2 separate regions of the Homo sapiens genome follow, and region 2 is linked to region 1. A link is an interaction called in ENCODE POLR2A ChIA-PET data of the cell type or tissue named here. Cell type or tissue: PC-9. All regions are shown on one strand.

Region 1 (2,500 bases):
TGGCACAGTCTGAGGTGACTGAACCCAGGTGGGGTATTTAACCACCAGCAGCACGTGGTCATAGTGGAGATGAAAAGCAGCAGCGTGTCCACTGCGGAATTTGCTCCCATCTTATTCCAGGCAGTTCCACCTTGGTCAGGGGCCAGGCGTCATCTCCATGCTTTCACGTTCACCCTTAGTGTCTAAACCCCTGCTCTCTGTTGCAAAGGGGTTGACAAGGGTCCAGGTCTGTTGGGTGGTAGGTTGTCCGCTGTGATTAGTTCAGCAGCCGATGTCTATATGAGGATGGTAGCAGGTGACCCACTGCTATTTCACTCCTGGTTTTGACTATAAAATGTTCTTAATCCTTTTCTTGTAAGAACTCTAATCTATTCATTTATTTGTTTTATTTTCTCTTCTTTTTGATTCTATATGCATACAATTTTATTTATCTTAACCTGTGGTTAATAACACACAGGACTTTCTTGTCAATGAATAATTACTTATTTAAAAACATAATAGGAACTTGTAAAATATCTCCTCCTCAACATTATGCAAGATAGACCTTTAGAATATTTAAATGTATAGCTGTGTAGTTCTCTCTCATTCTATCTCCTGCCATGCCCCAGCCTTATAAAAATCCTGAACTTGGGTCATTATTATTCCCTGCCAGTAGTGTGTTGGTAAAGGGTTGACAACTAACTCTCTGGAGGAAAATAAAGCAAAGCGTAATTTGTTGTGTTTGCTGATTTCTGTAGTGTAAATACCCTCACTATGGCCAGTTTCAAGCTAACAAAATGATGTCACTAAAACTGGAGTTGGGAAAGATGTATACAGTCAGCTCCCATGAGCTGATAAGGTAGGCTGCAGCATACAAGTGGTCTTTGCTTTCTTTTCAATATAATTTGATCTAATATATTTTAGTCCTGAAAATTACTTTCTTGACTTGTTTTTAGCTTTATGAAAAGCACGTTATACTTTGCATCATCTCATTAGGCTTAGTTTTTACATTTGCTATTATATTGCTAAGATTCACCTATAACCTTGCTCTTCACTATAGTTCATTCATTTTGACTCATATGAATATGCCGCAGTTTATTCATTCACTCTTTTCAGTGCATATGTGGGTTGGTGCCATGTTTTTCTACTGTTTGGTGCTGTTGAAAACACTTTTGTATTTATGTCTTCTGATATGTGTATGCAAGAGCTTCTCCTGATGTAAACCTAGGAGTGGAATTGCTGAGTCATGTATGCAAGAGCCTCTCCTGATGTAAATCTAGAAGTGGAATTGCTGAGTCATGGGATATAGGAATCTTCAACTGTGAGATAATGCTGAACTGTTTCCCAGTGGTTTATAGTACTTATGCTCCCATCAGTAATTTATAAGTAATCCTATGAATCCATACCCTCGCTAACATTTTATATTTCTAGACTTTTTATATTTTGCTAATCAAGTGGATATAAAGCTATGTATCATTGGATCCTGATCATCAATGAAGTAAAATATCTCTATATGTTTATTGGTCATACATGTTTCTTCTATTAAATGTATGATCATATGTTTTGCTCATTTTCTATTGGCTCATACAGATTTGTGGTCAATGTAAATGTTTGGTTTCTCCTAGGAAAGGATTTTCACTGTTCCACTTACTGTCTTCTAGCTACTGGCAGAACTTTCCAACTCTTTAGACAAGCCATGTTGTCTGAGGTCTTCCTTCTAGGTACCTCTGCCCCCTCTTTCCCTTGACACCTTTCCCAGGAGCCAGGTCACCAGCACCTTCCCTAGGGATACGTTCCGTATGGTGTGTACCTAGGCATAGAGGTGCTCCCCTCCCTTTGTACCGAGTCTTACCCTGTTCATTCATCAACTGAAACACCGTGGAGAACATGATGGCATTCAACATTTACAGGAAATGTGATAGGATTTTATTTTCGTGGTCCTGGTCCAAGGAGGACAGAACACAAATTTGGAGTGGATGCTATTCAATGCTGTTGCCATCCTCCCCTAAGGTAATGTGTTCATGCATAACTCTCTACTTGGCTGCCTCTTGGTTATCTTTGTCTTGAGAGCCCAGCATGATGACAAGAAAGAGAGCCAATTGCTGAAGTTTATTATAGGAAGTACACAGTGGTTATACAACTGTCTTCATATGTACCTCTAGGATTATATGTAGATCTATTCAAGAACACATGACTAATGTGGCAGAGTCAGGGCAAAATTCTAGGTTTTATAATTTTCAGGGAACTTTCCATGTTCACTTACCTCTTTAGGCCCAACTCTATTGCCATTTCGTGGGTCTCAAACACTACACCTCCTCCATACTCCACACTCACAGTGCTTCTTTTCTTTTTCTCCCCCTACCCATCCCCTGCCCCACCCCCTGCACACACACTCCCAGATGTCTCAGTCAGGAAAGCTGTGGTTTTCCATTCTCCACGCCTCCCTTCTCAGCACTCAGTGGGCCTGCTGGGGTGGAGGAGCAGCTGCAGGGGTTCTTGCCGCGGTCTCTGATCCCCTCCT
Region 2 (2,500 bases), 130 kb after region 1:
GCTCCTCCCCCAAGATCGCGGGGTATTACAAACTCTCTGCAGGACCCATATCCTGGGTGTGGACACCCAGTCCTGCTAGGACCTGCTTTGAGAAGAGTTGATCCCAGCCATGAAACAGCCTGATGCCTTCAGTGAAGCAAGCAGGAAAGGCCCAAGTGATCCTCCTGTATCAGCCTCATGAGTAGCCAGTAGCTGGGACCACAGGCGGCCACCACCACAGCTGCCTAATTTTTTTTGTAGAGACAGGTTTCATCATGTTGCTGTTCTGGAACTCCTGAACTCAAGTGATGTACCTGCCTCAGTCTACCAAAGTGCTGGGATTACAGGCATGAGCCTGTGTATACTCTGTATGTATATATATATATATATACACACACACAATAAGGTATGAGTTTATAGATTCCTGTTCTCTGTAACTAGTGACTATGTTCCCAGGCTGGTCTTGAACTCTTGGGCTCAAGCGATCCTACTGCCTTGGCCTCCCCAAGTGCTGGGATTACAGGCATGAATCACCAGACTCAGTCTAATTTTTGTATTTTTTTGTAGAGATGGGGTTTTTCTATGTTGCCCAGGCTGGTCTCAAACTCCTGGGCTCAAGCAGTCCATCTGCATCAGCCTCCCAAAGTGCTAGGATTACAGGCATGAGCCATAATGCCTGACCCTTTGCCCACTTTTAAATGGAATTATTATCATGTTTTACTGTTGAGGTATTTGAGTTCCTTGTGTATTCTGGATGTTAATTCCTTGTTGGATGAACAGTTTGCAGATATTTTCTCCCATTCAACAGGTTGTCTCTTCACTGTGTTGTTTCCTCTGCTGTGCAGAAGCTTTGTAGTTTAATATAATCCAATTTGTCTACTTTTGTTTTTGTTGCCTGTGGTTTTGAAGTCTTAGCCATAAAATCTTTTCCTAGACCAGTGTCCTGAAGTGCTTCCCCCTATGTTTTCTTCTAGTAGTTTTATGGTTTCAGGCCTTATGGTTAAGTCTTTAATCCATCTCGAGTTGATTTTTGCATATAGTGAAAGGTAGGAGGTTAGTTGCGTTCTTTTGCATATGGATATCCACTTTTCCCAGCACTATTTATTGAAGAGAATGTCCTTTCCCCAGTGAATGTCCTTGACACCTTTGTTGAAAATCAATTGGCTGCAAATGTATGGATCTATTTCTGAGTTTTCTATTCTGTTTCATTTTATACCTGTTTTTATACCAATACCATGATGTTTTGGTCACTAGAGCCTTGTAATATATGTTGGAGTCAGATAGTATAATGTCTCCAGCTTTCTTTCTGCTTAGGATTGCTTTGGCTATTTGAACTCTTTTTTTGTTCCATATGAATTTTAGGATTATTTTTTCTACTTCTGTGAAAAATGACATTGGTATTTTGATAGAGATTTTATTAAATCTGTAGATTGCTTTGGGTTGTATGGTCATTTTAACAGTATTAATATTTTCTGATCCATGAGCATGGATTTGATTTCCATTTCTTTATGTCCTCTTCAACTTCTTTCATCAGCGTTTTGTAGTTTTCCTTGTAGAGGTTTTTCACCTACTTGAAACCCCGTCTCTATTAAAAATACAAAAATTAGCCGGGCACGGTGGCTCACGCCTATAATCCCAGCACTTTGGGAGGCTGAGGCGGGCAGATCACGAGGTCAGGAGATCGAGATCATCCTGGCTAACACAGTGAAACCCTGTCTCCACTAAAAAAATACAAAAAATTAGCTGGGCGTGGTGGTGGGCGCCTGTGGTCCCAGCTACTCCGGAGGCTGAGGCAGGAGAATGGCATGAACCCGGGAGGCGGAGCTTGCGGTGAGCCAAGATCGTACCACTGCACTCCAGCCTGGGCAACAGAGCGAGACTCCGTCTCAAAAAAAAAAAAAAAAAAATACAAAAATACAAAAATTAGCTGGGCGTCATGGCGGGCACCTGTAGTCCAGCTACTCAGGAGACTGAGGCAGGAGAATGGCTTGAACTCGGGAGGTGGAGGTCGCATTGCACTGAGATCATAACACTGCACTCCAGCCTGGGCAACAGAATGAGACTGTCTCAAAAAAAAAAAAAAAAGTTTGATCCCCGTAAAAGTCATTGTTTATAAGGTCAGAATTAACCTTCCTAAAGCAAATATTGTTCCCTCCTGTTTATCTTGCCAAGATTTCCATATCTTTTCTTTTTGAAAGAAAGATAACCAGTTTAAGAAGTGCCACAGGCTGGGCGCCGTGGCTCACACCTGTAATCCCAGCACTTTGGGAAGCTGAGGCAGGAGGATCACAAAGTCAGGAGATCGAGAGCAACCTGACCAACATGATGAAACCCCGTCTCTACCAAAAATACAAAAATTATCTGGGCATAGTGGTGCGTGCCTGCAGTCCCAGCTACTCGGGAGGCTGAGGCAGGAGAATCACTTGAATCAGAGTCAGAGGTGGAGTTACAGGTTGCAATAAGCCAAGATCACGCCACTGAACTCCAGCCTGGCAACAGAGTGAGACTCCGTCTCAAAAAA

The links. ChIA-PET counts read pairs that join two places held together with the same protein. Peaks named below come from ENCODE experiments on the same cell type or tissue, not always from the same donor. Only the 100,000 strongest peaks of a DNase experiment are listed, where the experiment ranks them.
Region 2: POLR2A ChIA-PET joins it to region 1 with 10 read pairs; 4 of 35 experiments call an interaction of 5 or more read pairs at or near these places.

What each region holds. Positions count from the first base shown.
Region 1 is chr9:33,618,518-33,621,017 of GRCh38, reverse strand. No RefSeq gene overlaps it. Among named protein-coding and RNA genes, the nearest start is that of PTENP1-AS, 58 kb to the left of the region's middle. In PC-9, no CTCF peak of the experiment used is centred here; a DNase peak (open chromatin) is centred at 1,217.
Region 2 is chr9:33,483,794-33,486,293 of GRCh38, reverse strand. The region is part of intron 1 of LOC107987061 (a long non-coding RNA gene); the gene reads right to left. Among named protein-coding and RNA genes, the nearest start is that of NOL6, 11 kb to the right of the region's middle. In PC-9, no CTCF peak of the experiment used is centred here; no DNase peak of the experiment used is centred here.